Linked DNA regions of Homo sapiens: all the other regions are linked to region 1. The links are chromatin contacts, found by Hi-C or POLR2A ChIA-PET in ENCODE. All regions are on one chromosome and are shown on one strand. The core of a region is the stretch at or near the end of the contact, and the rest is flanking DNA. Distances in the headings are between cores, read along the strand shown. Region 1 holds the start of GMDS (GDP-mannose 4,6-dehydratase). Region 2 holds the start of DUSP22 (dual specificity phosphatase 22). Region 3 holds the start of EXOC2 (exocyst complex component 2). Region 4 overlaps SLC22A23 (solute carrier family 22 member 23). Region 5 holds the start of PSMG4 (proteasome assembly chaperone 4).

Region 1 (4,915 bases), core at 2,416-4,915:
TGCTAATGGAAAAAGTAAGTCAACAGTTTTGAAACCCCACTAGATGAAGGCATGTGGGAGGTAACAGGCTGAAAATGAGATTTCTATCTTAAAGTAGTTCATAATCTCAAGACAAAAGATATGAAATTACTTATACAATCAACAGGGACTGCATACATGTAAATACAGAGGAAGTTCCTGGAATGGCTGCATTTATCAGGATTAGGCTGAGAACACTGAGACTCACCTTAAAAGGAATAAGAATTGTGAGGCCATTCAGCCACAAATAATTACTCCAAAGAGGTACAAGGCAACAGTATTCAAAAAACAGCAAGAACATCTCCAAGAGTGCAGTAAAGAACAGCATCATTAGCCAATGGGGGTGAGCTTTTAAGAGTGGCTGGCAGAGGGCCTGGAGACAGCAATGCAAAGCCAGAGCCTGAGCTTCTTTAAAGCCTATTTAATAAGGTTCCCACTTTGGAAAAGGAGTGTGTCAAGAACCGATGGGAGGGGAAGGCTAGAATAAGAAGCCTGACAATACGTACTAGAGATACACAGCAGACAGGACACCCTGGCTGTCCGCACTATTCTCAAGCGGGAATTTGGGACAACCCATTTAAGAGCCCATCTTGGCACAAATGCCATGATAGCCCCAAGTGCCAGAGCAGTGGCATTTGAATCTGAAATCTCTTCTTAGAGTAAGACTATTTATTTCTCTCTGTCTCATAAGGCTCACCACAGTCTGTATAACAAAATGACTTACAGCAACTGCTGAGATCTGGGTTCAGATCTCAGTTCTGACACTCATTAGATGTACGACCTCAGGGAACATATTTAACCTTACTTAGCCAGGGATAAATGGGGATACTTATTATACCTGTCTCTTAGGTAGGGATATACAAAATGCTTAGCAGAGTGAATAGCTCAGTAAGTTCTCAGCCAATATTATTAAGAAAACATACAATAAGGTATGGATTTTCAGACCCCTTGCATTAACACCACAGTGCTCCAGAGATCCTTGATACTCAAGTTGGGAGTCACTGTCCTGGAATACAAATAAAAAACATAAAAGAGCAGTAAATTCCATCTGCAAGTGTTTATGTGGTAGCTACAGAATTCAGCACTATGCTAGGGGTACAGAAGCCAATGCAACACCAAATGAGGAGACAATGCAGAGGGCAGATGCCGGAGGGAAGAAAGAAACACTGGGGCAGAGATTCAACCCAACCTGAAAGCCATGCAGGTGTTTTAAGTTGGAAATGAAATGAGGAACCAAAAAATTCCAGTCAGGGAGTGGTCTGCTGAGTGTGGTGCTTCAGGTAGACTCCCATGACAGGCTGCAGGACAAACTAGAGTGGGGGCCCACTTCCATACCTTCCTGGCCACTCAGTTCCAGCCAAATGACTGCTCTTAAAAGTCAAAATTAGGTTCCATTTCTAATCTGCACTGATTCATACTGCTGGTCGTGTAAATTGGTATAGGCCACACCAACACAGCACATTAGTTAAGATGTTAATCTTAACTAATTTCCGGACAATACTAAAATAAAATCTCTACTTTCCAGAGATTAGGTAAACTTGGTAAACATTTGAGCTTCAGGTCCAGTCTGACAAAATGGAAAAAAGGGAATCATCTGCAGAAAGGTCCCAGCATTAGAAAACAAAGAGAAGGGGGAGGACAGTATGTAGGCCCTGACCTGTCTTACTGCCTCAATTCAAGGATTCAATTTCTCAACCTCAGATCCTTGCCCTCTTACTAGTTTTCAAACTCAGATCCACCTCTTACTAGTTTTCAAACTCTTGTCTATTATGATTACCTTAAGCAAAGCAAGATGCATGAATAACCAGCAGTAAATCAGGTATTCAATACTTGAAATTGTGTAATATTCTGTGACTGTGCATCTGGCCAATTTCAACTTCTCCTTCTTTTTTTTTTTTTTTTTTTTTTTTTTTTTTTTTGAGGCAGGATCTCACTCTCTTGCCCCAGGCTGGAGTACAGTGGTACCATCATTGCTCACTGCAGCAGCCTCAGACTCCCGGACTCAAGTGATCCTCCTGCCTCAGCCTCCTGAGTAGCTAGCACTACAGGTGAGCACCAACATGCCTGCCTCATTTTTTAAATTTTTTTGTAGAGACAACGTCTCAATATGTTGCCCAGGCTGGTCTCAAACTCCTGGCCTCACCTCGAGCAATCCTTCCACCTCTGCACACCGAAGTGCTGAGATTTCAAGTATGAGCCGCTGCCTCCTGCCCACTTAGCCCTTTCTAACACTAGAGAACTTTGAGAGTGGTTTCAATACCAACTGGACACTTCCCAGCGGTTTAACCTCAGGCAAATCAAACTCCCATGCCTCAGTTTCCACATATATAGAGATAATAAAAGTACCTCCTCAAAGAGTTTGTTATGAGAACTAAATGAGTTAATGTTAGGCAAGCGACTGGAACATGATAGACACAATATGTATTAGCCATTATCACCTTTATCTCAGTGTTATATTGGCCACCACCCAGAGATACCCAGGAGCACACACATCACATTCTTTCTACAGCAATATGTGGGCACGATTACTTCATGACCACTGAATCTAAAACAGCACAGCTTGGTAAGACACAGCGGTCGGATCCCACCTACTGCAACACCTCTAAGAGGCGACCCTCACAAACCAGCCATGCTTAGCCTGAGACATTCCGAAGACCTCCTCTTGATTACCTTACTCGACGAACTTATTCCTTTGAAAATGGAACTAGCCGCACTTTTGGACCAGTGTGCCTCGGATACACTTCCAAATGTGTCAACCTGAATCTCAGAAGTTGGCGTGATTTTAAAAAGTTTTTTAAGTTCTTTTTCCTAAACATGTCCTAGTAGGTGACTCCACAGCATTACTTTCTTTCATGTTCTCTTTTCTATCTGGAAATCCGGTGATAGGGGACGAAACCAGCAAAGCACCCTTTTTCTTGCTTCCCAAACGTTAGCAGGTAAGCGCCCCTTGAGCCGAGACACATCAAGAAGACCTCACCCGCAAGTTCATTGATCACCGGTTCTTTTCCCTTTCCGGCACTAGGAGCTGCGAAGCACGACATGGGCTTGGAGGAAGAGACGCTGCGGTCACCTGAGGGGCAGGTGAGAGCGGGCGGTCCTGCCCGGGTGTGAGCGCGACATCCCGCGCGGCACACACGCTCACAGCCCCCAGAGAAAGACCAGAGGCGCTCGATGTATCCCGCACACCCCACACGCAACACACTAACTGCACCGTACCTTCCGTCCCACCTCCCGGCAGCAGACCCCTTCCGGGACGCCGAGAGGGCTGTTCCTGGAGAGACCGCAGCCCACGAGTAGCGGCGCGTAGGGAGAGCACGCGTGCCCAGGCTGCCTCGGCCGGCGCGCCCCCGCCCCCGCACTCACCTGGCCTGTGATACCGGTGATGAGCGCCACGTTCCTGGGCTTGCCCATCTCGCCGTCCCCGGAGCCCCGGGCGCTGGGGCAGCGTGCCGGTGCGTGTGCCATGTCCCGCGGCGGGCGTGCGGTCGGCGGCAGGGCGGAGCGCGGCAGAGGGCAGGCGCGGTGCCGGCAGGAACGCGGGGGTGTGCAGCACGAAGCGCCTCTCCAGGCTGCGGGCAGGGAGGGAGAGCGCACCGCGCGACCGGCCGCCACAGTCTGACAGGGGCGCACGGGAGGCCGTGCAGGGAGGGCCGGGGGCGGGCCGAGCCGGCCAAGGCGGGCCCGACGGGCCAAGCAGCGGGGCTGCGGCCTGACTGGCGCAGCGTCATTCGCGTCAGCCGGCGACGCTGTAGCAGGCCCCGCCCCTCCGCCGACGGCCACCGCGCGGGAGGGGCGGGGCCTGCCGCCGCCACCGCCTCAGGGAAGAGGAAGGAGGCCGCGGCTTCGCGTCCCGCCTCTCGCCTGGCTGGCCGTGGGGGGCCTGGACGCAGTGGCCTCCCGAATCTCCCAGGACCCTAATATCGCCCGAGGATGCTGGGAGGAACGCTGAGCCGACCTCTCCGTTAGGCTGAAGGTCTGAATTTTCAAACCCAGGGGTCACAGGGCCGGGGTCATGGACTTTGATAAATAATTCCTGGAAACCTGTTGCAGTGCCCTTTGAGAAGCCCGGTTTATGGTACCTGAAGGGCAGTAGCGTACAAGGCCCGTAAACGGGGGTCACAGATGTGGGAGTGACTAACTAGGCTGGCTCTCGCTCTTCTGGCCTTTCCTGAGGCTCGGAACCAGTAACGAGGTTCCAAATAGCTGAATTCAAAGTTTTCTCTTCTGAGGACTGCCAGTGCACAAGAAAGTCCCTAGCCCCACCCGTATGCGGCATAAGGAAATGTTGAAAAGACTGCCCGGGTCAATAAACCTGGACGTGGCAGATTTCAAAGAAAGTAATTCAAACACAGGTGGGGTCCCGGCTTACATCTGTTGGATTTGGCTGCCATTTGGCAGCTGCTCGTTGGACAGGGAGAGGAGAGGAGGTGACTCAGAGCCGGGAGGGCAGCAGGTGTGTGTGCCTAAGCAGTTGGCTGCAATCCAGGACACAGACGGAAACTTCCCGGTCTCCGTTGCTCTGCTTCTCTGTCCACATTCCTCTCCCTAATCGATAACTTCAGATCATCATTTCAAATCACAGAGTTACTAGGGCTGTGCCCAATATAACGTGCAAGAGTATGTATAGCAGACCTGGAACCCCAAAATCAGAAAAGCTCAGGATTACATTTAAAACCTCCCTCTCGCGCTCCTCGAGGTCCGTTAGGAATATTTCTTAGCTATAGATAGACTGGTCTGGTTTCACACCTGGCCTCTCCTCTGCGTTCTATGAGGAGAATGGCTCAACAAACATCTGATGGTGCCTCTGAGTGATGAAGAGACCCTGAAGCTGAGGAGAGGGAACACTTCCATTGAGAGGAACATGCTATAAGCTAGAAATGTCTGTGAAATATACGGG
Region 2 (4,915 bases), core at 1-2,500, 2.0 Mb before region 1:
GGCAGGTATGCAGAGAGCTGGGGATCCAGGTGTCTGGATAGAGAGCACAGCCCAGCAAGCCTGACAGGCTCAAGGAACAGACAGGAGACCAGCATGTGTGTAACTCGCTTAGCAAGAAGATAAAATGAAGTCAGCAGGGGTGAGCCAGGGCACGTCAGATTGACGCATGTACTCATTCAGCAAATATTTATTAAGCACCTACTATGTTCAGGACATTGTTGAGGATACATAAATTAAGAAGAAAAACCACTGGCTCAAGGATTCTGTCGCTGGAGAGAAACTTCAGAGTTTAATAACGTTGATAGAACACCCAAAACAATTCTGCTACAGTTTAGAAATTGATCCATTCCAGACAGAACCACAATGCAGACATTAAGGGACACACATCATCTAAGGCCGTGAGGTCTGAGGTCAGAGATCCAGCCATCTGCTCCCCCAGGGTAGGGAGGTCGGGCCTCCCCGGGGTGAGTCACGTAGCCCACCTCTCCCCACCAGGCGAGGCTTCTCGGTCTTGGTGCATGGGGCAGGGCCGCAGGAAATCCCCCAGCCTAAATCTGCCGCACTCAGAAAACCCAGGCAGGGGAGCCCCCAGAGACCAGGCCTCTGATTAGCACCTGATTCACGGAGGCAGCCAAGGCTGGGTAGCGACTGCTGGTAACTGGCCCCCGGAGTCGCCCCAGGGGAAAAGGCCAAAGGGGGATCTGGAGACCCCCGGCCGGGGAGCGGGCTCCGAGACGAGCGCAGCCGCCCGGTCAGGGCAGCGCCTGCGCGTCCGCCAGGCCCCGCCGCGCAGCCTCGGGTGTCCCGGCGGGGCGGCTCGGGCCGCGCACGCGCTCTGGCCTCCGGGGCCGGCCGCCTGGGAGCCCGAGCCTAGTGCCTCCCACGCCCGGCGGCCGCGAGCCGGGGTCCGCGAGGGCGGAGTGGGGCGCGGCAGCCAGGAACCCGACTACGAATCCCAGGGTGCGGGCGGGCGGAGCGAGGAGGGACGCTGGGCCTGCCCGGTGCGCACGGGGGCGGGGACCGGCAAGGCGGGACCATTTCCCGGCATAGGCTCCGGTGCCCCTGCCCGGCTCCCGCCGGGAAGTTCTAGGCCGCCGCACAGAAAGCCCTGCCCTCCACGCCGGGTCTCTGGAGCGCCCTGGGTTGCCCGGCCGGTCCCTGCCGCTGACTTGTTGACACTGCGAGCACTCAGTCCCTCCCGCGCGCCTCCTCCCCGCCCGCCCCGCCGCTCCTCCTCCCTGTAACATGCCATAGTGCGCCTGCGACCACACGGCCGGGGCGCTAGCGTTCGCCTTCAGCCACCATGGGGAATGGGATGAACAAGGTAACGTCTTCCCTCGTTCGCGCTGGGTTTGCCTCCGCTCCGACGCCCTGCCGTCTCGCCGGCGTCGGCTGCCCGACGACTCGAGCCCGGGGTGCCCTTTCCCGCGGTGGGGACGGGCGCGGAGGGAGGGGCGGCGCGCCTGGGCGGCGACCGCGGAGTCGGGGTTCGGAGGTGTTCCCGCCCCCACCCCACCCGGCTTCCGGGTAGGCAGCCCCCAGCCGCCTGCCTTGCCAGCCGGTGCGTTTTCGTGGCTGAAACAAGCCGCGCCCTTTGAAAGCGTTGACACTTGTTCTGCCGAGAGGTCAGCTGAGCTCCGAATGGATGTGGCTTCTTTTTTGCCCTCCTCTTCGCTCCCAAACTACGCTCTTGAAGCCACCACCGCCCCCCCCACATCATTAGTAAACGGGTGTCCTCTGTAATTTCCTCTTTCTCCTCAGATTCTGTGTGTGTGCCTGTGAGCACAGAGAAGTTTTTCTTGTGGACAGAGAAGTTAACAGAGTCCTAAGTCCTGAGCTGTTTCTAGATAGTGGGGAGGAGAGAAAAGATTCAGAGTTGATTAGGTTATGTGACTTCTGCAACAAGGGCAACCTGTTGCTGGCTGCTTGCGCTGATGAGGCCTTCTGGAAAATCTGTGTTGCTCCATTTGTCCCGTCCGTTTCTGGGCCCCACCCTGTGTTCTTTTGTTGCCCGCACCTCACTTCCCGGGCGGTGGGCTAGCCTTTCCCGTCCAGGGAAGTTGCCAGATTCCAGCTCTGGCAGCTGAGAGTTGCCGGGGTGTATTCATGTGAACCACAGGGTTAAGGATTTTGTTACTTGGTACTTGGCTGGTTTCGAGGAAGGATTGACAAGACTTTACAAAGCCCGCAACAAAGACAAGTACCTTTTTACGGGTCTTTGAATGGTCCTGGATTAGATGAGTCGTCTTTCTGCTTCACTTTTTCATTGCGCTCCACCCACCCACATCTCTACATGCCGTCAGCTTCCACACTGGGTGGGGATGGCAATGTGGCTGTGTTTTTTTTCATGTCCCTCAGCACTGGGTCAGCAGTGGTTTGGGTGTTGGGGCTGGAGTGTTGCAAATGCGGATTCACGGTAGGGCAGGGAAAACCTAGCTAACTTTTCACGTGCGCATGTCGTGTTTATTGTGTCCTGGTTACCCAGTTTGTGAAAGAACTATTGTGTGTTTGGGACCTGCATATCAATACTGGGGTATTTTGGTAAAGAGAATTGTATTCACTTTTTTTTTTTTTTTTTTTTTGGCGAGTGATCAAGTTTGGAAACAGACTGTCTCTCTCTTGGATAAATACTTGTATTATATTCCGATGAGCACTGGAATCCATCAGCACCACGAGCCTTCTGCTTTTTAAATTAAAACAGAACAATAAAGATGGTCATCATAAGTCTGTGGGCTCCGTTTGCCTTCCCATTGGTGGTGGTATCTCAGCTTTCCTTTGGCTGTTTCTAGTTTTCCCACTTGAGCTGTTCACTCTCCACCGTTTTCAGCATTTAATTTATAGTATTTGTGTAATACAATTCAAAAAATATATTTAGGAATACAGATGGTTGCCTAAGGGATCAACGTTATTTTCATGCTTTTCAACAAAAGCAGTAATATTCATATACTTTTTACCTTTCAAAATGGGTAATAAATTTCTTGACTTTTATTATCTTGTGAATAGAGACTCACAGTGTATCAATGAAGAAATACATGTATAGAGAGATTTAGAGACTTCCCTGCTTCAACACTTATTGATTATGTACATACTATGAGCCAGGTGTTGTGCTAGTGGGTGGGGAGGGGGCAAAGGGAGTACAGTGGTAAATGACCCAAAGATTCTTCACAGAACCTTCAGTACAGGTCAGCATTGTCCAGCACTAATATGATGCGAGCTATATATGTAACTTAAAATGTTCCGGTAGCCACATTAAAAAATAAACCGGTGAAATTAATTTTAATAATATATTTTATTTAACAATATATTAAAACTATTGTTTCAACATGTAACCAATATATAAAGTTATTCATGGAAGATTCCATGTTTTTTACTATGTCTTTGTGAAAGGAAAAATCTCGGGACCCCCAGATCACTTAACCTTCAAAGTCTAGTGTGTATTTTATGCCTAAATCACATCTCATTTTGGACTAGCCACATTTGGAGTACTCGATAGTCACTGTGGCTAATGGCTGCTGTGTTGCACAACACAGGGTGTGTATGTGTGTGGGGGTGAGAGAGAGAACAAACACAAGGTAGGGAGGAGTAGAGGCTCCAGAGGATAAAATAGGCAATTTCAGAAAAGTGGGGAAAGCAGAAGATGGGATGAAAGTGACCTAGAAGGGGCATTCAGCCCAGGCAAGGAATCCTGCTGCAGTAAACATGTTTAACGTGAGATCAGGAGGAACTACCCCAAATCACAAGGTTCATTAGTGGCAAAGTAGATCGCAGGAGGCCAGTAACTTAAGAACCTTAACTAGAACTTTTCCATATATTACTGTGTGACTTGGAACGAGGCTTCATCTGTAAAAAAAGAAGAATGGTTGATTTGCAGAATCAGCGGAAGGTGCTACCCCTAGAAATCCTTTTCTAAGAACATTTATAAATATGTGCAATGTCTTTGGAACTAACATAACTTGGAATGTGTGTGCCCTGAGGTTACTGGGACAAGATTTCTTTCCAATCTCGTACACATTGGTCATTTTTGGCAAAAGAGCATTTCTGGTCTAAACAGTGCACGCTGCATTCTGAGTGCTTTGGGACAGCAGTTTTTATCATTCACATCCCTGTGGTGGCTCTTCTTGTCGGTCCGTTCCGGGCTCCTGTACGGCGGAATATTGTGCCCGTTTCCGTTAGGTGTACGCAGCAGATTATACAGAAGATGGAGGGGAAAAAGGCTTTTATATTCTAGAAAATTAAAGATGAGGAAATAAAGACAGGACTGGGCGTGGTGGCTCGTGCCTGTAATCACAGCACTTTGGGAGATTGAGGCAGGTGGACTGCTTGAGTCCAGGAGTTTAGAACCAGCCTGGGCAACATGGCAAAACCCTGTTTCTACCAAAAATACAAAAAAAAAACCCACAAAAACAAAGCAATCAGCCGAGTGTGTGGTGGCTTGTGCCTGTAGTCCCAGCTACTTGGGAGGCTGAGGTGGGAGAATCACCTCAGCCCGGGAAGTCTAGGCTGGAGCGAGTCGTGATTGTGCCACCGCACTCCAGCCTGAGCGACAGAGCGAGACCCTGTTTCAAAAAAAAAAAAAAAAAAACCCAACAACAACACAGTTGTGAACCATTTTTTTTAACACTTTATAAAATCTCAGCCTCACGGTAGCCCTATGAGGTCAAACGACCTTATATTTGCCCAGATTGGGGAATGGAGATTTGGAGAGGTTAGGTAGCATAAGTAATGCCAGGCAGGGCAGAACCCAGTCTCCACTGATTTTGAAGATAGGAAAAGTCTTTCCTTTGAGCTGAGATGCTAATTCATCCCAAGTAAGTTTTAAAATTCCTAAAAAGTAACTTGAAAAGCTCCTCATAGCTTCGATTACTTGTCAAATAGCCAAAATCACCTCCTCTCTTCCTTTATGTTTGACATTGAT
Region 3 (4,915 bases), core at 1,400-3,899, 1.6 Mb before region 1:
CACGAGGTCCACCGTCACGAGGATCGCGACGGTGAAACCCCGTCTCTACTAAAAATACAAAAAGTTAGTCGGGCGTGGTGACGGGCGCCTGTAGTCCCAGCTACTTGGGAGGCTGAGGCGGCAGAATGGCGTGAACCCGGGAGGCAGAGCTTGCACTGAGCAGAGATCTCGCCACTGTACTTCAGCCTAGGCAACAGGGTGAGACTCTGTCTTTAAAAATACAAAAAAGATTCATAATTTCATTACAATTACTTTTAAGTTTGTGTATTCATATCAATAATAATTTTTGACTAATATAAACATACTCTAAAGCATATGATTAGAAGTCCACACTATCACCATGTGATTTCAGCAGGCAGTCCAGAAGGTCCAAGAACATATTCCCCAGGATCTGAGTACAATCAACATCCTAGTACACCGCTTAGCAGAGTGATCAATGAATGTTATTTCCCAGTTTCAAAATCCTCTCAACAGTGACCTAAAATTCATCCATTCAATAAACATTTAAGCACCTACTATGTGGCAGACGCTGGACTAGGAACCCAGGCTGGATTAAGATGCGTAAACTGGAGAATGAGTGGAAAAGTAACTGAGAGGACACCTCTGTAACCAGCACTTCCTGTATGGCCTAATCTTGCTGCTGCTTGACACTAGAAATATTAAAAGTTCTTTGCTAGAAGACTATTTTTTCAGTACCAACTTCATTTCCCATATGATTCTTACATAATGGGCTCCCAAGAACTTAGCAAGTTAATAACCATCTTTTAGAAAAGTAATACAGTTGACCCTTAAGCAACATGGGTTTGAATGAGACAGATCCACTTATACACGGATTTTTTCAACAAAAGTTGCACTGAGTGTGCCTGCATCTCCCACTCCCCTTTCACTTCCTCCATCTCTTCCATCTCTGCCATTCCTGAGAAAATCCCTCCTCTTCTTCCTCCTCCACAATCTACTCATGCAGACTATGGGGATAATAACCTTCATGATTCTCCACTTTCATTTAAAGAAGAGTAAATACATTTGTTGTGATTTTAACATTTTCCTCTCTCAGCTTACTTTAAGAATACAGTATATAATACGTATAACATACAAAATACATGTAAGTCAACTGTTTATGTATCAGTAAGGCTTCTGGTCAACAGTAGGCTATTAGTAAAGTCCTGGGAAAGTCAAAAGTTACATGGAAATTTTTGACTGCGTGGGCACCCCTAACCCCAGTGTTGTTCAAGGGTCAACTGTAGTTCAAAATGGCATTCAATACAGGAAATTAAATACTTGACAAGAAAAAAAGATCACTTTCTAAAACTTCCAAGAGTTGGTCCAAGTCACACTGGGGGAACTCTGCTTCTCTGCTTTAATTTATTAAGTTTCTACTTAGACAAACAAGTGAACATGTAAGTACTAAGCACACATCACCCTCTTTCTATTACTACTCTGGGAATCGCCAACTTTTAGCACAAAAAAATCATCTTTGAGAAGATTCTGGCTTTCAGTTGATTTGTCATTAAAGGAGTCAGTTACACAAAGCATGGGCCAGTACATACTAACATTCATAAACAAAACATTATTATGCATTAGAAGACAGATCCACATAAGCTCAGAAGTAACTTTTCAATATTGCATAGTGCACACAAAAAGATTTAATTAAAGTGTGGCTAACTTAGAAAAAATATTTTTTAAGTGTTCCTTGTAAGTTTACTCACAGATTCATAAAGGCATCAGACTTAAAATTTCTCAGACTTATTAGTATGTTGACCTTTGGCAGATTAAAAATAACTTACTTCCATTCAAAGACGAGTTCTTTCAAGAACTATTTCTCGGAATTACTAAAGTGTTTTCTTAACAATCTTGGGATACAGGGTTACGCATCACCAGGCTTCCAGGCTGCTGGTGTGCGGACCTGGAGCCGGCGCGCAAGGTCTCAATGGCAGCTACAACAGGACCTCAGGCTCTTTGCTCAAGCACTCTGAGCCGCCGCTCCCCTATCCGTAAAATGGGTCACACGGCAGCGTACATACACCCGCGCGAGGATCAAGTACGTGCACGCAAACGCTGACAACAGCGGCAGGCGCCTTTTAAGCGCTCAGGACAGCCAGAGCGGGATGCACGCCTAGGCAGACAGGTAACACCCGCCTCGCGTTCACTTTTCCGGAGAAATTCTCAAATCTCACGGAGTGGCAACTGCGCAAGGGCGAAGCGGCGCAGTCTGGGGCCAGCTCCAGCGGGCGGGGCCTGGAGTCAGCCCTCTGCAGCCCACGCCCCTCACCGGCGCAGGTGGGGACCGCGGGGGTGCGAACTGGCGGGGGTGGGCGCGGAGCCCAGCAGGCGGCTGACGGCGGGGATGGGGGCTGCGGGGCTGGGAACCGCGGGGGGTCGCGGGGCCCCGCAGGTGACCGACGGCGCCAGTGGGCGCGGCTGTCCCTTCACCGCTGAGGCCTGGACGGACGCCGCAGGCGGCCACCTCCGTGCAGCTGACGTCCATGTCCCGCTGGCCTTCGGCCAGGCCCTCCAGCCTCCCACACATACCTCCAGCCGTCCTGCCGCAGCTCACGGCCGGCACAGACAGGGCCCGGTAGGTCTCGCCGAAGACTCCGCGGCCGCCAGCCGCCGGCACCTCACTTCCGCCCGCCGCGAGCGCCGAGCGTGTAGATCCGCCTGGCAGTCGAGCGCCGAGTCCTCGATGGGCGGAGCCTTCAGGGGAGGGTAGAGGAGGGGAGGAGACCGGCGCGGGTGCTGGAGGTCAGCAGGGGCCGTGGGCGGTGGACGCTGGAATGCCTTGGGTTCCGAGGGACCCAGCTGCCTGAATGGACACGAGTAGGAGGTTTTTGCTGGGCGTCTTTGCGGTGGCGGGAAGCGGTGAGGGAGGGAAAGAAGGATACAAGCTCAAGGGGCAGGCCGGGTGCACCATCCATCCCCGTGCCCTCGGGTCATCTCAGGGAGACTGTGGGATGATAGTGCGTTTGTGGGCCACAGTTCACAACGATGGGCCCTGCATCGGGTCAGAGGACCCCTCCGGAACAGGGGGATGCACAAGGTCAAGAGAATGCATGGAATCAGAGGGCTGCACCAGGTCAGGGGGGCTGCACCGAGACCAGAGGAAGCATCAGGTCAGGAGGATGCACTGGAGTGTGCATCCCCAGGGGGCCACACTGGGTAAGGAGGATGCACCAGGTTAGGAGGCAGCACTGGGTCAGAAGGATGCACTGGAATCAGGGGACTGTACCAGGTTGGGGGGCGTGCCTCAGGTCAGGAGGAGGCACTGGGGTCCGGGGGCAACATTGAGTCAGGGGCAGCCCTAGGTCAGGAGGATGCATGGGGTCAGGGGGCTGCAGGGGTTTGAGGGCTGCACTGGGTCAGGGCGCCATACCAGGTCAGGGGATGCGCAGGATCGGGGGAGATGCCCGGGGTCGTGGGATGCTGGGGGTTGGGGGGATGCTCGGGGTCGGGGAGTTCTCGAGGTCGGGGGATACTCGGGGTCAGGGGGTTCTCAGGGTTGGGGGGATACTTAGGGTCAGGGGATGCTCTAGGTTGGGGGAAGCTCGGGTTCAGGGGCTATGGCCAGGGAGGAAGGACAATCAGGAAAGTGGGGGTAGCGGATTCTGGAAGCTAAATAGTTTCAGGAAGGAGGAATTGATAGCCAATGTTCAGAAGTACTGTGAGGCCAAGACTCCAGAGACAATTGAGTTTGGCATATGCCAGTCATTGGCATCCTTGACAAAAGCAGTTTCAAAGGAGTGTGGGGAAGCTACATCTCGTCAGAGTGGACTGTGAAAAGAATATTAAGTGAAGTGGAAAAAAGTAAGTTTCAACAACCTAGGTTGGCAGATTTAGCAATAAAAATACAAATACCCAGTAAAGTTTAATTTCAGATAAACAACAAGTAATTTGTAGTATAGATATATTTATCACTAAACTAATGTTGCATGGGATATACTTCTACTAAAACATTGTTTTGAGAGGTGACAGCGTGCTGGCAGCCCTCACAGCCCTCGCTCGCTCTGGGCACCTCCTCGGCCTTGGCACCCACTCTGGCTGTGCTTGAGGAGCCCTTCAGCCCACCGCTGCACTGTGGGAGCCCCTTTCTAGGCTGGCCAAGGCCGGAGCCGGCTCCCTCAGCTTGTGGGGAGGTGTGGAGGGAGAGGCGCTGGTGGGAACCCGGGCTGCGTGCGGCACTTGCGGGCCAGCGCGAGTTCTGGGTGGGCGTGGGCTCAGCGGGCCGGCACTCGGAGCGGCCAGCCAACCCGCCGGCCCTGGGCAGTGAGGGGCTTAGCACCTGGGCCAGCAGCTGCTGTGCTCAATTTCTCCCCGGGCCTTAGCTGCCTTCCCGCGGGGCAGGGCTGGGGACCTGCAGCCTGCAGTGCCTGAGCCAACCCCCCCCGCCATGGGCTTCCGTGCGCCCGAGCCTCCCCGACGAGCGCTGCCCCCTGCTTCACGGCCCCCAGTCCCATCGACCACCCAAGGGCTGAGGAGTGTGGGCGCATGGCTCGGGACTGGCAGGCGGCTCCACCTGCGGCCCCGGTCGGGATCCACTGGGTGAAGCCAGCTGGGTTCCTGAGTCTGGTGGGGACTTGGAGAACCTTTATGTCTAGCCCAGGGATTATAAATACACCAATCGGCACACTGTATCTAGCTCAAGGTTTGTAAACACACCAGTCCGCACCCTGTGTCTAGCTCAGGGTTTGTGAATGCACCAATCGACACTCTGTATCTAGCTACTCTGGTGGGGACTTGGAGAACCTTTGTGTCCAAAATCTGTGTCTAGCTAATCTCGTGGGGAGGTGGAGAACTTTTGTGTCCAGCTCAGGGATTGTAAACGCACCAATCAGCACCCTGTCAAAATGGACCGATCAGCTCTCTGTAAAATGGACCAATCGGCTCTCTGTAAAATGGACCAATCATCAGCAGGATGTGG
Region 4 (4,915 bases), core at 1,686-4,185, 1.1 Mb after region 1:
TGGCTGCTTAAACCAAAACCTGGTTTTCCAGCATTTGAACAAAAAAAGGGAAACTCCGTCTGTGTTAGATTTCCTATACCACAGCCAGCTCCCCAATGAAGAGGTGCTGCCTGATTCTCCCAGCTGCCAATCTTGCCCTCTTCTACAGCATTTTAGTTAAAATAACTTCCTGTGTCTCAACATCTGGCTTGAGCGGTTTGGCTTCAGGCCTGAATCCCACTCAATGGGAAATGCCGTGACCCTCATGCTGGGATTCACGATGTCACCTGCTTGATTGAGGTGTTCATTATGCTTTACAAAATCACATGTATAAGACTATTAGGAAAACAGTTCAGCTGCAAATCACAAGACTAGGGCTACTGGAATTTTTGCTCCCAAATCACTAGATCAGTCAACCACTGCCTTTCCAGGTAAAGGGCTGTGCTCGCCTCGTCCCATTACCGAAGCTGTGATGTGGCTCTTCTGCCCTGTGCACTGCCACCCAAATGTACTCACGTGATTTCTGGCTTCCAGGGCTGCTGTTCCCAAGAGCTCCCTCCTCAGGAAGCCACACCATTCCCCCACCTTCTTAGTAGAGGCAGACTCTCCCTTCTACCACCAGTGTTTCCCAGGACCCCAGTTCTGGCCCAGAGCATGACAGCATCGAGGAAGCCTCATGCAGAGGCTCCTTACAGATCCCAGACTACCAACTTTTCCAGGTCTCCTATGCGTGGGCTGCTTTACTTTCTCTAAGAAGGCACAAGGAAAAATGCTGGTCCTTGGGTCGGTTGACTGAATCCTTTGATGTGACAGGTAGCTAAGCCACTTATCTGGACCCATAAACCTCCTTGGCAGGCCTGATTGGATTGTGGAAATTTCGATGGTGATCACATGTGTTTTCTCCTTAGAGTTGGCATGGCCAAGACAAGAGCCACATGCAACTTCTAAGCAAAACACACACACAGGCTCACACAAACACATAGCATGGTGCACTCCCAACGGAGAGGCAGTCAGGGCATTGGATGGGCAAAGACACTCCTTTCAGGACCCTTCAAAGGTAAATTCAACAGGAAGTGCACATTTACGGAGGAGCAAGTGACTAAAGGCACTCACAGACTTTTCCTTCTCTTGACTTGTGTACCTTTACATCTTTACATGAGGTGGGTTGGGTAAACAAAAGAAAATCTCAAGAAGATTCAGATTCTCTTTCCATGTCCCTGCTGCATTTAATAAGTTCCTCGATTGTAGTGACCACTGTACTGTGGTCAGATCCATCGATATAGCAGAGACTCTGTGCCTCAAAGGCAAGGCAATGTCTTTCCATCCTCAAGAGACCCAGCATCCAGCAGGCACTCAAGAAAGGATGGGTGAACCATTTATTAGTGGGTAAAGCAATGGATGAACTGAAACACAGTCTGTTTTTAGTTGATGTCCCAGTAAGAGTGTTAGGGGGAAGTCAAGGTGTTGGAGGGGTTGCTCTAGATTTCAATGATCCACACCATCTCTAATTTCTTACTAATTAATCAAATAGTGAATGTCTAACAAATGGGGAAGGTACTATGCTGGGCCAAGTAGCCATGTAATGGGTTTCTGAATCTCATAATTCAACATCATCTTCTTCAACTGACACTTGTCTTTCCAGGTCAATTAAGCAGGCAGCCTCATTAGTTCATGGGTAGACAACACGCAGAACAGACAAAGCAGGACCTGAGGGCCAGAGGGTGACAGTATCTAACTCTGCCCCTAAAAGCACAAGGCATTTGGACAATTTGTGCTACACTCTTTCCTTTAAACAGGCAACAGGAAAAACAATAAAAGATATTCCTACTACCGAGTTTATAAAAACACAAACAAAAAAAACCAGCGCCTCTCCACATGGCAGTATTCAAATCCTTATCTTTGGGCTCCTACCCTCTATCTGCTTGGAAACAGCTCCCTGTCTTTGTGGCCGCCACCCTCCCCAGCTAAAAAAAAAAAAGTCTCCCTCCAAATACTATCCAGTAGCTCTTCAAATAAAATGGGATGAATAGAGAGGCCTTGATAACCACCAGTTTTCTCATCTTCAAACTGGAAATCAGAAATAATATCAGTAAAGACATCGACTTATTAGGTACAGTGAGAAGCCTTTGAACTTAAAAGACGGGAGGAAGACAAGCATGCTGCTCGTGGGTTCGTCACACCCTGTTCTATGCAACAAAGCAACCCTCCCTGGGTCGAGAAAAAAAATCTCCATGATGATCTCTTAGAAATATAAATGTATTTATAGATAGATATTTTCCCTCTTACCATGTGTATAAGAGAACAGGACGTTGCTGGGCAGAGGGAAGTTATTGTGTGAAGGCCAAGGTCATAACAAGGTTACCGTTCTCATGAGTCTGGGCTAGGTCTGGGCCCTCCCGCCCCGCTCCCTGTATCAGCCCCACTCCCAGGCTCCAGAGCTAGGCCACTTGATGCCTGGTCAGTCCTTTCTGTGCCTTCCCAAATTTACTCTCAATTTCTGGCTCATCTACTATTCTCATTTGCTATTTCTTAAGTTCTGGGCCACGGGAGCCCAAGGTCTCACTCAGCCCTGCACAAACCCCAGCTCTCAAAGCCGGCGTCGCTCTCACTCATTCCCTGTCTCCGCATCGACACGGAGGAGCCACTGGATATAACGCTGAGGTATTAAAAAAAGAAGGAAGTTCAGAAAAACAAACACAGTACGACAGCATTTGTAGGAAGTTTTTTTTTAAAGGCAAAACTGTACAACGCAGTGTTCTAGATGTGGGAAAACCTAACGAAACTCATGAGGATGAAAAACAGCAAACGGGGTGGGGAGACTTGTGGACAGGGGAGGGGGAGGAGGCGGGGGGCGCGGGAGGGGGAGGAGGCGGGAGGAGGCGGGGGTGGGTGGAGGCGGGAGGGTGGGACTTATTAATGAGGCTTGTTTCCGAGTCCGGGTAGCAGATACACGTGACATCAGAAACATCTCATAATCACGAAAGAAATCGAAGCACGCGTGCTCTCTCGGGAGGGCCCTCCTTCTGCGTGCCAGCCCTTGGGATCTGGACTTCTGGCTCCTGGAAACATTCAAAAGGAAACCGGTGGGCCATGGAACCGCTGACAGGATTGGATGGTAAAACAGTGTCTTAGATCCACCCTCGGTGCCTACAAGGGTAACAGGCCACACCCCCATCTCAGAGATGGCAGCGACCTCATCCAAGGGGCAGGGGAAGCCTCAGAGGAGTGATTTTAGCAGCCTCTCACTTCCTCATTTGCCTGTGAAAATAAAGCTGACCCTAAACTTACCGGCTCTGCACTACCCTCCCGCTGGCTGCTTCATTGTCCTGGGCAAATCTTCAGCCCCAGAGACAGTAGTGTTTATTTTAGAACCAAACCCGCTGGCCAGGACACCATCCACGTGAAACATTTCTTCCTAAGCCTGAAGCTTTGTTGTAACCCTGTTGTCTTCCTCCTTATTGGCTCAGCAGTGAGATGGGCTGGCTTGAACCTCCAGGTCTTGAAACCTGCCCAAGATACCAACAACCACCTGTAATAAGGTGCAGGATCCCGCTCAAGCCCTTCAGAGCATCTGTGGATGTGTTACCTCATATGCCCTCACCAAATCCTATAAATAAGAATATCAAGTAGTATCCCCATTTCCAAGATGGGAAATGGCCCCTTCAAAGGTCAGGTCACCGACACTGTGATGCAGGTGGTGTCTCTAGGAGAGGCGCAGGCTTCTAGATCCCAACTGTCGTGGTTTGTTCTAAAGGCTGCAGCAGCCTGGACCATAAAGACAATTTTAAAGCAGTAAACCTAGCAATACAGCCTGGAAGAGAAAACCAAAACAGAGCCAAAAAAAAAAAAAAAAAAAAAAAAAAAACCCAAAACAAGGCAGGCACTGTAATGAAATGCTCACATTTACTCCAGTGCCCACATCTGCATTCCCAGAGTCTCAGAAATCCAGCAGGATTCCAATGCCATGGAAATATGTATCATTGTTTTTGCCAAACAAACTCCCTTACCTTAAGCAAAGGTCAAGTACACTGTAAAACTCCCAGTGCAAACAACCAGCTGGAGGACTTATCCCAGCCTCTGTAAAGTCTTTGCTAATAATTATCCAGACAGCTTTCCTAATTTTTATTTTTAAATGGGGTTGTGGCTCAGCAATAGTGTAAGGATTAATCGCCTTATCAATTAGCATGAGGAAAGGACTGCAAATACAAAGTAGGTGTGTTCTTCCTGGCTTTCTACCTGCTCAATTAGGCTCAGGTCTTAAATGATTTCCAAAATTGGACTACATCTACTGTGTTTACTTCATTCTAAATATCAAAAAGATATCTAAAAGCTTATCATAAAAAAATTTAGAATTTCCCTTTTTGGTTACCAGCCTAAAAGCTCCTTAGTTTAGGGACTGTGTTCTTATTCAACAAGCCATGCCCAGCTCCTGGTTCACAGAACACACTGAATAATGACAAATAATGGAAAACAGAAGGCGGCTGTGTATAATGAATGCATTTCATTCACTTATTCAGCAAGGAGGATGAGGTAGCACCATGCCAGGGGAGATGCCGAGATGAAGCCACACCACCGGCCTCAAGGGGCTCACAGTCTGATGAAGAGACACGTGCCTATAAGACACAGATGGGGTTCTGTGCTACAGGAATGCAAAGAAAGGGACGAGGCCTGGGGAAGACTTCACCAAAGAAGCAGCATTTGAATCTTCCCTTAAGGGAAAAGGAAGTAGGACTGTCCTGCCATGTGGGTGAGGGGAAGGGAAGAGGCCTGGGAGGAGAGTTTTCAGAGAGGCAACCAGCTCTTGCAAAGGCGGCCAGTGCAGAAGAGGCTAGACAGGTTAGGTTCTCAGTATCAAAGTCCCCAGGATGGAGAGAAATTGGAACCTTTAAACACTGTTGGTAGGGATGCAAAAATGGTGCAGCCATTATGGAAAACA
Region 5 (4,915 bases), core at 734-3,233, 1.0 Mb after region 1:
TGAGGACGTGAAAGGACAGGGTCAGAGCACAGGTGGATGGATTGACCTTCTGTACAAGGAGGGACATCTTTATCTTTCACTGTCACAGAGTGAGCAGAAGGAAAGATAGGGTCCAATGAAGATAAGCATTTTAGGAGAGGGACAAGGAGCTGGGAAAATCTGGCTTTGTCACCTCTATTTTCTGCATAACATCAGAAGCAAGGGCATCTGCTGAACTTGGGTTTGGGTCAGCTCAGGGTTTGGGGAGCATAGTCAAGGGGAGTGAGAGAGGACGCTGTCTAGGGACTGCAGGGCAGTGTTCCAGGGCCGCTGATGTTGGGCATGACTGGCTGTGACCCTCTGCCTGTGTGTTTCCCGAGCAGTGACAGCAAAGCTGGAGAGAGAGAGGAGCATTGAGGTTTTGAGACATGTATAACCAGTGAAACCATCATTACAATCCAGATTGAGAAATTTGCCATGCCAGCCAGGCCTTGAACTCTCCACCGGTCGGTAACTTTGTTTCCTTAATCTTTGGGTCCTCCTAGCTGATTGAAGGGCCTCAAATCACAAAGTAAAGGGATAAAACAATTATGGTGTAGCCATACAATGGAACACTGCTTAGTAATACAAAGACACAAGCCATTGACACACAAGCAGATGAACCCAAGATAATTATGATGAAGGAAAGAAGCTGGACAAAAAACAGTACATACTGTGTGATTCCACTGATACAAAACTCTGGAAAATGCAGACTAATCTGTGTGGCAGGAAGCAGATCAGTGGTTGGGGGCAGGAGTCATTACTGAGGGCAGGAGGGAGTACTGGACGCGTTCACTTTGTGGATTGTGATGATGATTTCACTGGCTATAACGTGTCAAGACTTCAATTTGTACACTATATATGTGCAGTTATTGTATGTTAATCACATTTTAATAAAGCTGTTAAAATATTGACCTGAAAATTAACTGTATTATTGAATCATCGATAATTAGCAAATAGAACTATGGAAAATGCCCTCTTAAATTTCAATTTAGTCAACTTAGATCTATTAGAGATTTTTAAAGCAGACCTTTTATAGTTCCAAGTTAAATCTCTAAAGTCAGTTGTAACAGAATCTGACAAAATGGGCTGTTTTCTTTTACCACCTTCTCTCTTAACCCATCAAGGCTTCCTTTTCTCAACTCTGTAATGTCCTGAAGTGTTCAAGGGGTCTCCCCATAGGTATGACAATGGGATGATTGGATGATTGTTGGTGCTTCCCATTAATCTCTCTTGAGATCCTTTCCACGTCTCCGAAAGGCACCTGTTCTTATTTGCATTTTGCAGATGAGGAAACTGAGTCTCAGAGAGGTTAAGGGGGTAGCCCGAGGCCATGTACATGACTGCAGCTTGGGACTCGGCGTCCAAAAGGGTGCCTGCCCATCCTCCTGCCAACTTAGTTGACACAATTTTCCTTTCTAAAGGCTTTCTCCCAATACCGTTGCCATTCTTAATTAGGGCTGGGTGCCGTCGAAGCCTCCTTGGAGTTAAAGGGCTGCTAGGAGGAGGAGGTGGGACGGGAGGTGGCCGTTCTCAGAGTGCTTGAAGAACTAATTAAAAATCAGTCTTTTTAAATTTTTAATTAAATTAATGTCTGTAGGGCGAAGTGTCACGGCCTGGGAGGACGGTGCGGCTGGCTTCAGCCCTTGAATGCCCCGCGTCAGTAATAATTAGGGGGTGGGGGGAAACAAAGCGAGGGTGAGTTCTGCTGGGCGCCCGTGGACTCCTAGAGGTCACTGTCGCACTCTGCTACTCAAGTGGGTTTCCCCAGCCCGTCCAGAGAGGTACTGGTGTGCGGGAGAGGCCAGCAAGACAACCAGGGACAGCTACTCCGCCCAGGGCCGGCAGCCGCCCCGCCTCGACCACGCCCCCAACCCAAGCCCGGGATCGCCCCTCCCCGACCACGCCCCTCACCCCCGCCCTTCCGGGGCCGAAAGCGAAAGCGCGCTCGGTCTCTCGGTGCTCGCTCCATCGGGTCTGGCGGGGCTGGCAGCGGCGAGGACCCGGGTCTGGCGCTGTGGGCCGGGAGCCGTGGGGCGGCATGGAGGGGCTGGTTGTCGCCGCCGGCGGGGACGTCTCCCTGCACAACTTCAGCGCGAGGCTGTGGGAGCAGCTGGTCCACTTCCACGTCATGCGGCTGACGGACTCGCTGTTCCTGTGGGTGGGGGCCACGCCGCACCTGCGCAACCTCGCCGTGGCCATGTGCAGCCGCTACGTGAGTGCCTGGCGGCCGAGGGTGCGGGCGGCGGGGCGGGGGCGCGGGGGCGCCGGGCCTGCGCGAGCTGCAGCCCCCCAGGCTTCTCTTGGGTCCACAGGGCGCCCTACTCCCCCGAAGCCCACCCGTGGGATGTCTTAGGAAGCCCGCGGGCGCCAGGGCCTGCACCACCTCGGGAGCTGCGCGCGGGCCCCGGGCCCCTCTCCTTGTCCCGCCGCCCCGCAGCTGCGTCCCGCACTGGTCTCTGTAGGTCAGAATGTCTTGGGTCTGTCCTCGCCACACGCTCGCTGGGGGACGCGTCTGCCTCGTAGCTCTCCTGCCATCTGGATTTTGAGCACACTGATAATTTTTTGGGGACTCTTGCGTCTCCACTGGATGTCTCAGGCATTTCGCACTAGGCACACATCAGGCTCTCTTCTCCAAACCTGCTCCCTCCTCCGCCTGACTGGCGCTGTGATGGCAGCTCCATCTTCCTGGCTGTGCGTTCAGAGCCTCGCAGTTGTCTTTGATTCCTCTTTCTTCACACTCCACGTGCTGAGTCCCTAGGCACTGCCGCCAGTCAAAGCAGACAAAACCCAAGCCGCCCTCACCTTCACCCTGCCGCGCTGGGCCAAGCCTGGGACATTATCATTTCCCCTCCTCTCCCGCCTTTCCGGCTTTGCGTGTCGCCGCCTGGTTTCTCCTGGTTTCCTGAGGCAGCTGTAAGAAAGTGCCACAGACCGCGTGGCTTAAAACAACAGAGGTTTATTCTCAAAGATCTGTAGACAAGGTCTCTCACTGTCACCCAGGCTGGGGTACAGTGTCATTATTATAGCTCACTGTCACCTCAAACTCCTGGGCTTAAGTGATCCTCCTTCCTCAGCCTCCCGAGTAGCTAGGACTACAGACATGTGCCACCATACCTGGCTAATTGTGTTTTTTTGTAGAGATGGGGGTCTCACTATTTTGCCCAGGCTGTTCTTGAACTCCTGGCCTCAAGTGATGATCCTCCTTCCTCAGTGAGCCCGACTCTTCTCATAAGGACATCAGTAATGTTGGATTAAGGGCCCATCCTACTCCAGTATAACCTTGTCTTAAATTGTATATATATATATATTTTTTTTTTTTTTTTTTGAAGCAAAGTCTTGCTCTGTCGCCCAGGCTGGAGTGCAATGGCGTGATCTTGGCTTACTGCAACCTCCGCCTCCCAGGTTCAAGCAGTTCTGCCTCACCCTCCTGAGTAGCTGGGATTACAGGTGTGAGCCATCACGCCGGGCTAATTTTTGTAGTTTCAGTAGAGCTGAGGTTTCATTATGTTGGCCAGGCTGATCTCGAAATTCTGACCTCGTGATCCGCCTGCCTCGGCCTCCCAAAGGCAAGCAAGTCCCTTTGGAAGTAAAGAATCTTTATGCTAATCTTTATCCTAAAGTGCCGGGATTATAGGCGTTAGCCGCCGCGCCTGGTCTAAATTACATCTTATTTACATCTGCAGAGACCCTGTTTACAAACAAGGTCACATTCATAGGTACCCAGAGGTTAGGACTTCAACATATTTTTTGGGGAGACACAATTCAGGCCACAACACTGCCTTGTAACCAGGGCAACAGAATGATAGTTTTAAGACTGAAGTTGGATATTTTCATTTCTCTGCTCAAAACCTTTCACGAGGTGAACTCGGAGCACTCGAAGACTCCAGTGACCTTCGGGCTCTGTTACCTCTTAGAGCTCCTGCCTGTCCTCGAGCTGGGCAGTGCTGGCCTCCCAGCCGCATTAGCTCCCTCTCTCAGCCGTTGAGTGTTTCACGGTGAGGTTTGTCTGCTTGCCCAGGGTGAGCGTCTGTTTCTCTAGCTCCTGATGCACCGCTCTCTAAGTCCCTGTGGAATGAATGAGTGAGGCCCCCTCAGCGAGACCCTTCTGAAGCCAGTGAGGCAGTGATGACTGAGGGTGCTGGGGGCAGGAAGTCATGGGTGAGCCTCTTAGCTGTGCACAGCGGCACCTGGGAAGGCCTTGGGAAGGAGATGGCATCTGGATTCCTTTCTTGCTTTTCTTTTCCTTTTCCTTTTTTCTTTTTTTCTTTCCTGGAGGGTCCTGGCAGTGGACCTTTGAGCAGGCGGCAGCGGAAGAGGCCTGGGGGACCAGGGGTGATGGGTGGGGCTGTGTGCTCTGTGCCACCTCGCATTCTCTCTTTATCCCAAGGCATAGTGGGCAGGGCTTTGGGCACTGGTCAGATCTGGTGTCGCTGCCTTGTGCCACTTTGTGCAGTGCTGGTTTGGGCTGGTAAGTTTGGAAGAAGTAGGCTCCTCCTGTGGGTGGTTTTGGTCACCCGACCCCATGGTGGTCACAGCTCCCAGTGAGGTATATTTTCTCATCTGGAAAGTGCCCCTCCAGCAAAGCCAGGCAGGAAAAGGAACAGGGGATTGATTGAGTTACCTGACTTGTCAGAAGTCCAGTCCCTCTCACTGGCCGCAGTGTGCCTGGGTGTTCTCTCCAGGGGCAGAGAGCCGAGCCAGCTGGGGAAAAGAGGTGTAGGCATTAGCTTAAGGCAGGAAGCCCAAGGTTCCTGTGACCCGTGGGGCGGCCCTCCATCTACTGTCCACCTGTGACCCGTGGGCCAGCCCTCCATCTACCGTCCATGCAGGTAGACTCTGTGGAGCTCTTGTACCTTGGTGGCAGGGCTGAGCAGTTGTAATAGAGACTTTGTAA

The links. A loop is a pair of places that touch in the nucleus more often than their neighbours do. ChIA-PET counts read pairs that join two places held with the same protein, here RNA polymerase II (POLR2A). Pooled maps may share reads with other maps.
Region 2: a pooled map shows a loop between it and region 1 (21-fold over the local background). The contact joins the promoter of DUSP22 here to the promoter of GMDS in region 1. A Hi-C loop is called at or near these places in 10 of 50 pooled maps.
Region 3: a loop to region 1 is called in a map of CD4-positive, alpha-beta T cell, with 7 times the contacts of the local background. The contact joins the promoter of EXOC2 here to the promoter of GMDS in region 1. A Hi-C loop is called at or near these places in 3 of 168 maps with a recorded cell type or tissue (CD4-positive, alpha-beta T cell, CD8-positive, alpha-beta T cell and naive thymus-derived CD4-positive, alpha-beta T cell) and 10 of 50 pooled maps.
Region 4: a loop to region 1 is called in a map of CD4-positive, alpha-beta T cell, with 5 times the contacts of the local background. The contact joins the enhancer-like site here to the promoter of GMDS in region 1. A Hi-C loop is called at or near these places in 2 of 168 maps with a recorded cell type or tissue (CD4-positive, alpha-beta T cell and naive thymus-derived CD4-positive, alpha-beta T cell) and 6 of 50 pooled maps. POLR2A ChIA-PET finds 5 or more read pairs at or near these places in 1 of 52 experiments (CD4-positive, alpha-beta T cell).
Region 5: a loop to region 1 is called in a map of B cell, with 15 times the contacts of the local background. The contact joins the promoter of PSMG4 here to the promoter of GMDS in region 1. A Hi-C loop is called at or near these places in 3 of 168 maps with a recorded cell type or tissue (B cell, CD8-positive, alpha-beta T cell and naive thymus-derived CD4-positive, alpha-beta T cell) and 8 of 50 pooled maps.

The regions. Positions count from the first base shown.
Region 1 is chr6:2,241,940-2,246,854 of GRCh38, forward strand. It overlaps GMDS (GDP-mannose 4,6-dehydratase), which reads right to left and starts at 3,666. Exons shown (of 11, transcript NM_001500.4): 1 at 3,382-3,666. The coding sequence starts at 3,483. GMDS-DT (GMDS divergent transcript) reads left to right here and starts at 3,814. Exons shown (of 7, transcript NR_046229.1): 1 at 3,814-3,991. RefSeq lists an enhancer at 3,308-3,808 and a silencer at 3,309-3,938.
Region 2 is chr6:291,237-296,151 of GRCh38, forward strand. DUSP22 (dual specificity phosphatase 22) reads left to right here and starts at 1,251. Exons shown (of 7, transcript NM_001286555.3): 1 at 1,251-1,324. The coding sequence starts at 1,304. RefSeq lists enhancers at 214-503, 430-930, 931-1,431, 1,724-1,983 and silencers at 614-1,633, 2,378-2,534, 2,414-2,473, 2,484-2,543.
Region 3 is chr6:690,490-695,404 of GRCh38, forward strand. It overlaps EXOC2 (exocyst complex component 2), which reads right to left and starts at 2,650. Exons shown (of 28, transcript NM_018303.6): 1 at 2,530-2,650. RefSeq lists enhancers at 1,977-2,863, 4,293-4,801 and silencers at 2,270-2,339, 2,350-2,409.
Region 4 is chr6:3,353,241-3,358,155 of GRCh38, forward strand. All of the region lies in intron 3 of SLC22A23 (solute carrier family 22 member 23), which reads right to left. Among named protein-coding and RNA genes, the nearest start is that of PSMG4, 97 kb to the left of the region's middle. RefSeq lists an enhancer at 2,903-3,793. Within about 2 kb of position 2,936, at least 35 of the 41 ENCODE cell types and tissues checked have a DNase peak (open chromatin) inside an H3K27ac peak, as active enhancers do; they include CD4-positive, alpha-beta T cell, where a contact is called at or near this core.
Region 5 is chr6:3,256,964-3,261,878 of GRCh38, forward strand. It overlaps PSMG4 (proteasome assembly chaperone 4), which reads left to right and starts at 1,984. Exons shown (of 3, transcript NM_001128591.2): 1 at 1,984-2,233. The coding sequence starts at 2,060. RefSeq lists silencers at 1,804-2,053, 2,174-2,293, 2,344-2,443 and an enhancer at 2,564-2,693.